Regions from separate parts of the Homo sapiens genome. Here region 1 is linked to region 2. Evidence: read pairs that join two places in POLR2A ChIA-PET (ENCODE). Cell type or tissue: Panc1. All regions are shown on one strand. Each heading gives the region's core, and the rest is flanking DNA. Links, peaks and the distances in the headings are about the cores only. Region 1 overlaps SPATS2L (spermatogenesis associated serine rich 2 like). Region 2 overlaps SPATS2L (spermatogenesis associated serine rich 2 like).

Region 1 (5,386 bases), core at 316-5,315, 52 kb before region 2:
TTTCATTCAAATCCTATGAAGCTTGATGAGCTCAGAGGGCATAAAGGTGGTAACTTTCTGACTGGAATAACATCTTTAGTTTTATTTACATTCACTGTCTTTACAAGATCTTATATGTCATTAATACCTTAATAGGTTTAATATATATGTATATTATTATATATAATAATACATGTATATTTTATATATGTATATGCATGTTATATATGTATATGTATGTAATATATATGTATATGTATAACTTGATTTTTTCCACTGTCTTATTTCTCTGCAAAACAGGTTTAATTCTTATTGCATTAAAAAAAAGTTTTTAATTTTTAATTTTTGTGGGTACATAGTAGGTTTATATATTTATGGGGTGCTTGAGATATTTTGATATAGGTATACAATGCATAATAATCACATCAGAGGAAACAGAGTTTCCATCTTATTGCATTTTAATAGAAACAGTTAAATCTTTGTTCAAAAATCTTAAGAAAAATTTTTGAAAGCCTTTTGATCTTTGTAAGTGGTACATTCCATTTAATTAAGTCCATTTGTAACTGAAATCACCATAACAAGGAGTGGGTGGGAAGTTATAAAGGTATCAGCTATTCAGAGATGAGTAGTTTTGTGTTTTTGCTGTACAGTTGCAGCAAAAACACTCTTGAATGAGAAAGAGAAGAGAGCCCAGGTGACCGAAAAATACCTGAGGGGTTTTATGTTTCCTGTGCCCTCCTATCACTACATCCTGTGTCTGTCTCTTTCTGCTTTATCATACATAAAGAAAGGAAGCAGAGCTCTAAGTCACTGCAAATGCAATCTAAGATACCAAGTTACTTGAAGCTGAGGTTGAGACTGAGAAAAACACAACTGTAAATGGGAATTAATACCAAGTATTTAAATTAAAGATGAATGAGAATAGTAATTATGTGCTTTAAAATATAAACTTTATTTTTATTTTTTGAGGCGGGGTCTTGCTTCATTGCGCAGGCTGGGGTACAGTGGTGTGATCATGGCTTACTGCAGCCTTGACCTCCTGGGCTCAAGTGATCCTCTCACCTCAGCCCCACAAGTAGCTGGGAGTATAGGCATGGGCCACCACACCCTGCTAATTTTTAAGTTTTTTTAGAGCCAACTCTCACAATGTTGCCCAGCCTGGTCTTGAATTCCTGGGCTCAAGTGATCCTCCTGCCTTGGCCTCCCAAAGTGCTGGGATTATAGGCATGAGCCACTGTGCCTGACCAAAATATAAACTTCAAAAATGCATGCTCATATGATAGTACTTAACATCAGTTATATATATGTTAATAGAGTATTAGATCTTTAATAACAAAAAATAGTAAAGGCCGAGGTGGGCAGATCACAAGGTCAGGAGATTGAGACCATCCTGGCTAACACAGTGAAACCCCATCTCTACTCAAAGCACAAAATATTAGCTGGGTATGGTGGCATGCGCCTGTAGTCCCAGCTACTTGGGAGGCTGAGGCAGGAGAATCGCTTGAACCCAGGAGATGGAGGTTGCAGTGAGCTGAGATCGCGCCACTGCACTCCAGCCTGGGTAACACAGTGAGACTCCATCTCAAAAAAAAAAAAAAAAAAAAAAAAAAGTAAAAACCTATGGTTATAATTCTATAAGGGCTTCAGCTAAGGTACTTAATAAAAGTTTAGATAAAACACTGGCTGTTCAGACCACTGTAAGTTGGCATGAGAGAGCCTGAATTGAAGCACTGGGATCTTAGCTTCAATGTCTCCAGACACTTACGTCACAGTGGGACCTTCTATGGAATTGCTGCATACACGCACTCTCCAGCTGCCCTTCTACATGCTGCCTTTATAACATTTATTACACTCTAGAATTATGTTGGTAACTCAGTTGTATTCTGGTTTATTATCTACCTCTTCTCCCCATCCCCCGCGACCCCAAAGAACGTAAACTCCCCAAGAGCAAAACCTTTGTTGTCTTGTCCGCTTCCTGTAGAAGAATTCCTGACACATGTTGGATGATTAAAAATATTTACTCAATGGATAAATGAATGATAAGAGGGTTTACCCGATTCCAGATGCTGAGCTAATCACTTTATATATCTCATTTACTGCTCACCACAATATTGTAAAGTGGACGAATGTTCTTTATTTTGCAGATGAGGAAAGTGAGATGCAGAGTGGTTAACCTGTCCAGGGTCACACACCTCATAAGTGATGAGGCCAAGATTTGAAACCAAACATGTCTAACGCTAAAGCCCGGGTTCTTAGCTGTGATATTGTATTGCTTCCATTTGAGAGCTGGCACCGCTGAAATCCTAGATACACACATTTGACTTTTACTATTAAAGTTCTAAGCTGGCTGCTTTCTTTTTGTTGATCTTTGCTAATCCTCTGTCCAATATAGGGCTTAGAGAAGCAGGGGAGGTAATCTTGAGGCCAGGACCAACAGCAACATAAAAAAATCTGCTTGAACAACCTGTGGGGAACCGCCTACCACAATGATACTGTGAAATGGTGGTGAGGTGTTTTTGTTGTTGTTTGTTACAGGAAGCACAAATGGCGGGGGGGGGGGGGGGCGGGGGGAACTAACATTCTAAAGGCACAGGAGCCTTTCTCTCACATTTGGTTCAGTTCACTTGAGGATGAGAAAGCAGCTCTGCGCAGGTGCTGCGCCCAAGCACAGAATCTGCATTGCTAAGGTAAAAACGACAGGGCTGTTCCTGCTTTGTGGTACAGGGCAGGCTGTACAGTCCAGCTCGTGAAGGTCAGCAAGCATGGCATGGAGCCTTCTGTTCCAAGGAACAGGGACCGAAGACTTGGTTTCCCAGGATGCTTTACACGAGGAGGCAACATAAAGGCCGGCTGCTGGGTCAGCAACAGGAGCTCAAGAGAGGGAAAGCCCTGCCCCAGTTTATCTCTGGGAAGCTGCTGATGGCCCACAGTCCTGCTCCTGGAATTCCTATTCAATGGGAATTGTGTCCAGTGGGGTAAAGACAAGAGAGGAATCTGAATTCCTATTCTGGCCTAAGTGGAGACAAGTAAATGCTATACATTTTAGCTTATGAGCCTCAGGAAGCATAGGGCAGGAGGAACATTTGGGAAAATTAGACCCTAAGGTCAACATGTGCTTTAGACATTTAGATAGGGTCTTAGAAAAAAGTATTATCCTTGGCACTACTTTTAGTAAAATAATTTTGTTTGTTTGTTTTTGTTTTTGTGATAGGGATTTGCCCTGTACCCCAGGCTAGAGTGCAGTGGCACAATCATAGCTCACTGCAGCCTCAAACTCCTGGGCTCAAAGGATTTTCCCACCTCAACCTCCCAAGCAGCTGGGACTACAGGTATGAGCCACCGTACCAAGCTAATTTTTCTTTTTTTTTTAAAGAGATAAGAGCTCGCTATGTTGCCCAGGCTGGTCTCAAACTCCTGGCCTCAAGTAATCTTCCCACCTCAGCCTCTGAAAGTGCTGGGATTACAGGTGTGAGCCACTGTGCCCGCTCGGCAAAAATAAATCTTGATCTACTCTTTGCCTGATTTTGTATTTGAGCCCAGGATGATTTTGATTGGATTATGTAAAAGATCCAATTTGAGCTGTTATTAAAAATTCTGAGATACAGAAAAAAACTACTCTCAGGCTTAAAACATACTCCTAAACTTCTAAACGATCTGCTGACACACAGCATTGTCCCACTTGACAGTGCTATATTTACAGCCTGAAATGATGATGCTTTTGGTGGTGATTTTTCATGTAGGAAGTCACACTAACACCCCTGAGCCACCTGCATATATCTTAAAGCTAACTTTTCCCCTACCAAAAAATGATTCTGTTTAAGACTTTTAAAAAGAGAGATCCTGAATGTCAAGGTGTTATAAAAAGATAAAACACGCATCCCACATGTTCACAGCCTCCTGCCCAGTGGGGCATTCAGGGCAGGCTTTGTTGAGCTAGTTTCATTATTGGAGGGCTTGATAAATGCTCCACTATAGTAGCCTGGCGATTTCTTTTAGGCTTATGCTGTGAACTCACTCAAGCACAGAATATCATTATGTGGCTTTGTTATTGTGACTTTTTTCTAATTTTTCAATTACACATTTTTTTTTAGGAGTTAGGTAACCCATGGTTTTAGCAGTAACTCTCCATTACCTGATAAAATTACATGGATTTGAGTCAGCCTTTTGCAAACTACAGAGAGTTCAAGAGGGTTATCCTCTGAACTTCTCAATCCAGGAGCCTTGGTTTCTTCAGTTATAAAGTGGGGAGCCAGGATTAAAGTTTCACTCTCATCCTCTCTAGTTCCAACATTCTACTCAAAATGGGGTACAGAGTGTCTACAGCTTAACACTCATCTGCAGAATACCTGTTAGAGCTCTTGCGATTGCCAGTAGATTGAGCAAGCATTTTAAAGCCATTAGATAGTTTTGCCATCAACTTTCTGATGAACCTTCATAATTTGAAGGCAGGAAAATCTAACTACAATAGTCCTCCCATATTCACAGTTTCAGTAACCCATGGTCAACTGCGGTCCAAACATAGCAAACAGAAAATTCCAGAAATAAACAACTCATTAAGTTTTCAGTTTCATACTGTTCTGAGTAATGTGATGAAATCTTGTGCCATCTCACTCTGTCCTACCCAGGATGTGGTCATGCCTTCGTCCAGAGTATCCATGCCATATACGATACCTGCCCACTCGTCACTTTAGTGGCTGTCTTGGTGATCAGAGTGAGTGTCATCGCATCTCATCATGCAGGCATTTTATCATCTCACATCATCACAGTAAGGATGTTTATAGTGCAATAAGATATTTTGAGAGAGAGAGAGCAAGAAAGAGGCCAGTATATTGCTATAATTGTTCTATTTATTATTGGTTATTTTTAATCTCTTATTGTGCCTAATTTATAAATTAAACTTTAGCATAGTATAGTATAGTACAGGAAAAAAACAGTGTACGTGATTTCAGGCATCCACTAGGGGTCCTGGAACCTATCTTCCAAGGAAAAGGGCAGATTACTATAGCTAAAAACTCATTTTAAAATTTATAATCATAACAAATGGGCTGCTAACGAAATTAAGGGCCAATAAGGAGAATTTGCTTCCTTTTGCAAGAACATCTACTAACCTTCCATTACCATCATTTCTTCTTCCTCCCCCTTTTTTTTTTTTTTTGAGGAGTCTTACTCACTCTGCTGTCCAGGCTGGAGTGCAGTGGCACGATCACAGTTCACTGAAGCCTCAACCTCCTGGGCTCAGGTGATTCTCCCACCTCAGCCTCCCAGGTAGCTGGGAGTACAGGCATGCACCACCAGGCCCAGCTAATTTTTGTATTATTTGTAGAGATGGGGTTTTGCCATGTTGCCCAGGCTGGTCTTGGACTGCTGGGCTCAAACAATCCTCCCGCCTCAGCCTCCCAAAGCGCTG
Region 2 (5,386 bases), core at 178-5,177:
TACTTTGCACGGAGCTCTAGCCTGCCCTATGGCTCAACTCACACTGGGGGAAGTTCAGAAAGTACCAGATGCTTCCAATGGTGTACAAGCATTAGCAATACATAGTTTAATCTCTTCCAAATCATTTTTCTAAAGATTGAATGAAACAAAACTTTTTTAGTACAGTGGCTCAAATAATGCACAGGCCTCTCAGCTAAATATAATACCATATATTATTTCCCTTTGGAAGACTTTCATAGTTATTCAATCTACCTAACACCAATTTTGAGGTGTAAATATATTAGGTTTTGATTACTTGTTTGGTGAAATAGGTCCATCTCTCACAGCTTTGGTTCCATTTATACCCATTCTTGGCCGATTCGTAGAGACAAATAATTAGGAATGTCTGTTTTATCTTACTAATGCTAACAATTTCATTATCTAACTGTGGAACATGTCCTTTGAGTGTGCTCCTCCTGGGCCAGACACTACATGTAGAGGGTGCCTGTGTGTGTGTGTCCCTGTGACAACTGAGACCCAATGCCTATTCTTGGTGGGGGTGTATATTGCCATGCACAGGGGGATCAAAACCAAGAGAAATAAGAATGTAACAAAATGGTCAACAAATCATTCTGAAATGACTACAACCATGTACATAAAGTGGCTTCTGGAGGGATGAGATGGCTTTAGTTTAGGTGAGCTTAATCAAAGAGGGCTTCAGAGAGGGAGTGCTCTTTTGCACTACTTTGAGGCAATACTGGCAATGATCGGAATGGCACTGCAGGTATGAGGAAGAGCGAAAGTGAAACTTCGCTTGCAGAAACAGTGACTAATGTGTAAAGCCAGAAATAAAACCTACCTGCTTAGCACACAAAAGTCAGTTAATAAATATTTACTGGGAGGCCACGATTTGTCTCTGCTAGATGCAATGTATTTAGTTAATTATGATGCAGTATAAATTTAAGATTGGCTCCTGCAGGGAGATAAGATTAGCAGGCAGTAAGCAATGAGATGACATCAGAAGGCAGTATTTGAGAAGGTGTCTATATGGTGTGGTTTACATTTGTTCTGTTCGTAATGCAGCTAGAGGTAATATCCTTGTTTCATTTTTCTTTTAGTAAATGGGAAAGTTCCTTCTCATCCTATCCCAGCCCAATTCTCCCTCCCACCCCACTGTCATTTTTGGTTACATGGTTCTGAATCTAGACCTTATGCATTTTCTCTATTATTCTTGAAATACTGAATTGAAAACAGGATCTTTTAAAATAACTTCAAATTGGTGCAAGCTGACTTTCAGTACTTTCAGTTTTGTAAAAATATATGCTTTAATCTAACAAATATTAAAGGACTCCAAAAAAATAAAATTATATAGGCGAGTTACACTTACCTCTAGGAAAGTAACTCATAAATTATATTTAAGATTCCTTTTGGTTTTATTTTTACCTGATTTTACATCCTGTGAGATGACTAACACCAAATATTACATAATTTACCAAACTCAGTCTGGAAAAAGAGATAACCAGACACTGAAAAGACACTCTTGTTTGTTTTACTAAATGCTTCTCTTAAAAATGCGAGGAGGTATTAGAAAAGAAAAATGTCTTCAAAACTTAATCTACATTTGTATCTATTTCTGAATGGCTACCAGCCAGTCTTTAAGTCTTGGTTTCATTTTTTGTTCCAAGCTTTCGAATGATACTTGACTAGACAGAATGCGACCCCTCTAGATGTTTCATACAGAACATAGGGTAAGGATGGAGGAAAGACTCTAATGGTCACAGTATTAGTCAGTTTTGTTCTTTTTTTTTTTTTTTTTTTTTTGTTAAGGCAGTCAAATTTAGCACAGGGGGATTATATGCCAACTTTAGTGACACTAATGTTAATAAGTTCTGGTAACCCACTACCATCAGACCAACGTAGTTAGTTTTTGAAGAATCCTAAAGCCATGCTGTATGGTGGGGAAAAATTAATTTAGCTTATGACAAAGCATTATCCTTCAAGCCTCTGAATAATCAGCCTCTTGCTTTACAAACACTTCTTGTGTCTGACAGCTCTGCCATGCCTTTAGCAATAGCTATCATTTACTGACCACAGTCATTCATTCATTCAGTATTCATTTTAGCACTTAGTGGGCACCTGCTCTGTGCCAGGTACCATCCTAGGTGCTGGGGATACAGCAGTGAACAAACCAAACAAAACCCTCTTTAGGCACCACACTGGATGATTCTATTTCACTGAGACCTCACAATGTATCTGCATGTAGGTATTATTATCTCCATTTTAGAGATGAGGGAACTAAGGCTTATATGTTAAGGCCCAGGTCCCAGAGCTAGTCAACAGCAAGGCTGGGACTGAAACCTCTCAAACTAACTCCGAAGCTGGTCCTCATTCCACTAGTCTGGTGCCATTGTTTTGGTTCAATACAAATTAAGGGAATATGTAGCTTAAAAATTATTTAGAGGGTTCATTCCAGTTGCAACATCTTAGTATTCACAAAAATTAGAATCGTAGATGTAAAGCTGGCTTGGCAAAAATGCCAAAGGGGGAAGGAAAATTATCAATGGGAGGAACAACATTTTCTCAGTGCGTTAAATTTTGCTCCCCACTTCCCAGTGAGGACAAACCACCATGGAATACCCTTTCCTGGGCCACATTCTTTCTTATCCATTCCTTAACTTACTATCTCCTTATGTTCCTTTCCCTTTATTCCTGTTACATTTGGTGTCATTAAAGGGCAGGTGAAGCTGTCCTGGGAGGTAGTGAGACTCCTGTCACAGAATCTGTTCAAGCAGAAGCTGGCTGGCCATTGAATGAGGATAATGGAGAGGGAATTCACTTACAGTTCGGGAAGATGGGGGACCTCTGCCTTATAACTCCAGAATTCCAAAGGGAGAAACAATGTTGTTTTTGCAGTCTTTTCCCGAGTTTCCCATGAGGCAACTAGAGTGGTCTCATTCTGTCTTAGTCATGTGTTGTCTGAAAGCTTGAAGCAAAAATTGAAGCCAAGTCAAGTCCAGCTGATACCTACAAGGCACACTCTCAGAAGTCAATTATTTCCTTTGGGTTTTTATGCCTGGGAGTCTGAGATGGTGATGGAAAGAGCCTTTCTTCCTGCAGGCAGGGCCAGAAATGCCTCAAATCTACGGCTTTGTTAGAAAACACGGTATGACTTACCGTTCAAAGCAAAATCTAAAGAAGCTGTTCGATGACACAAATATCTTCTAACAGATTTTGCATGTTTGGGTTGGTTTGTAACTCAACCCAACCTTCATGAGAAGCATCTCCTGGTCCTAATGTACCCACAATCTGCAAGTTGGTGAAGCTTCAACACTGAACTCAACATCCAGTAACTGTTTACTCTTCTGGAGTCCTGGGACTCTATGTATAAGGGAATTTATCCATTCCCAAATTAATTTGTAGATAAGACATTTTGTCTTGGCAGATCTTGAGAACTTTATTCTTGAGAGTGCACTTATTCCTCATTTGACATAGTCTGGAGTCTTCTCACCCTGAGATACATACTCCTGAGCTGTAAGTTAATCCCGCAGTCAATATCCTCATTAAATAGCCATCCAGACCTTGCTCAAACATATTCTACAATGGGGATCCATGCATCCTAAAAGAGCTTTTTCTGTACAAGTCTACTTGTGACTAAACCCTTAGCTAAGACGGAGGCAACTGCCTTCCATGAATGTGCTAGCTCTGCCTTCAGACACTCCTTAAACCTGGTCACTCTTCCAAAATTCTCAGATTCATCTTACGTATGCTTTCCTCTATCCTAGTACAGACTTGTTCATAGAATCAAAGGATGTCAGAGTTGGAAAGAACTTTATATAATACATTCCTAAATTAATTTGTGGATAAGACATTTTGTCTTGTCAGAACTTGAGAACTTTATTCTTCCCACCCTGAGATACATATATACATGTATATACTCAGTGGTTTTATTCATTTTTAAATGCAGCCTAAGATTGCATTTTCTTGATAATCACATCACGGTATACACTGATCATAATGAGCCGACAATCAATTAAAACCCCCAAGATTTCCTCATATGACCTGAGTCCCATTTCCCCAATCTTTACTTTGGCAGTTGATTTTTCTTTTTGAACCTTAAGTGCATGTGTTTACATTTGGCTCAAATTAATTTTGTCGTACTAATCTGGCTGATTTCTCAAGCCTATTAAGGTTCTTTCGGGTAGCAAATCTGTAACTTTCCACTTTAGCTGTCCATTTCACTTTGGTCATTCACAAATTGAAGGATATCATTTATGTCACTTATGCCATTAAGTACACAGTCTGGGCTTGAATCTCAGCTCTGCCACTTAGGAACTGTGTGACCTTGAGGAAATTAAACTCTCTGTGTTGCAGTTTACTCATTCATAAAGTGGAGATAAAAGGTTATCAATATCAACTACACAGAATTGTGAAGATTAAATAAACTAATATATATAGAATAATAGAACAGTTTTTGACACATAAGAGTTCAATAAATGTCAGTTATTTCTATTGTTTCATCAAAATCATCACCATTCATGTCACTGATAAAGAGAGATCTGGAATAGAACAGAGTCTATACTGGTTACCCTCCGCAATTACACTGACCCATTCTTTGGCACTCTCTGGGTTTGTTATGCAAACCTAGTTGTGAATCCATTGAAACTATTCTGTTATTCAGTTCTTATTTCTCCATTAAATCCATAATGAAACCCCGAGATATTGTGAAAACTGCGTTGATGAAATTCATATACACCATATCTATTACATTCTCTTCACTTTGCATTCCATTTATTCTATTGAACAGGAAAATCACTTAGTCCTGCTTGACTTCTTGGAGCCTAATGATTATCACTTGCTTTTCTGAGTGTTTTCTGTTTTCAGAATAAATTCCAGAATTTTGCTGAGCTTTTATGTTTTCTCTTTTTGTCAATCACCAAGCTTCTGGGGGCTTTCTCCATTCTTTGCCATTCTCACAGATGACTGACTGCAGCAACAGTCACAGGTGAGCAAGGCATGTGATGCAATCCCGGCCAGGTGGCCCCAGTCCATGACGAGGCACTAAGGGCCTAGCACTACACTGCTGGGGACCTCAGTTCCTTCTTACTCACATTTTGTTTTACCCTTACAGGTGAGAAATCAGTATCCTTGATTAAAAGGCAAGAATAAGAAGGGAGCAATAGTACTTTGTTTTTCTCTCATCAGAGATCTTGTCTCTTTCTTATTTTTTTTCTTTACGAAACTAAAACAAATCTGTATAATAAAAAAGATAAAAATAATATCGCAGTCTTGACAGAAATAACTACATCATTATTAAAAAATGCACAAAACTCGACATCACTAGGATTCCAGTCTTCCATATCTGGATTATTCTGTCACCATTATTTTCTGTAGGATTGTTTCTTACCAG

Evidence for each region. ChIA-PET counts read pairs that join two places held together with the same protein. Peaks named below come from ENCODE experiments on the same cell type or tissue, not always from the same donor. Only the 100,000 strongest peaks of a DNase experiment are listed, where the experiment ranks them.
Region 1: POLR2A ChIA-PET joins it to region 2 with 14 read pairs; 5 of 35 experiments call an interaction of 5 or more read pairs at or near these places.

Annotation. Positions count from the first base shown.
Region 1 is chr2:200,422,286-200,427,671 of GRCh38, reverse strand. All of the region lies in intron 6 of SPATS2L (spermatogenesis associated serine rich 2 like), which reads right to left. All of the region lies in intron 5 of LOC101927741 (a long non-coding RNA gene), which reads left to right. Among named protein-coding and RNA genes, the nearest start is that of KCTD18, 85 kb to the left of the region's middle. RefSeq lists an enhancer at 3,838-3,887. In Panc1, for the core only: CTCF peaks have their summits at 4,725 and 4,933; no DNase peak of the experiment used is centred there; H3K27ac peaks cover 3,182 bases.
Region 2 is chr2:200,369,685-200,375,070 of GRCh38, reverse strand. The region is part of intron 2 of SPATS2L (spermatogenesis associated serine rich 2 like); the gene reads right to left. It also overlaps the pseudogene RNY4P34. Among named protein-coding and RNA genes, the nearest start is that of SPATS2L, 66 kb to the right of the region's middle. RefSeq lists an enhancer at 894-943. In Panc1, for the core only: no CTCF peak of the experiment used is centred there; no DNase peak of the experiment used is centred there; H3K4me3 peaks cover 916 bases; H3K27ac peaks cover 4,898 bases.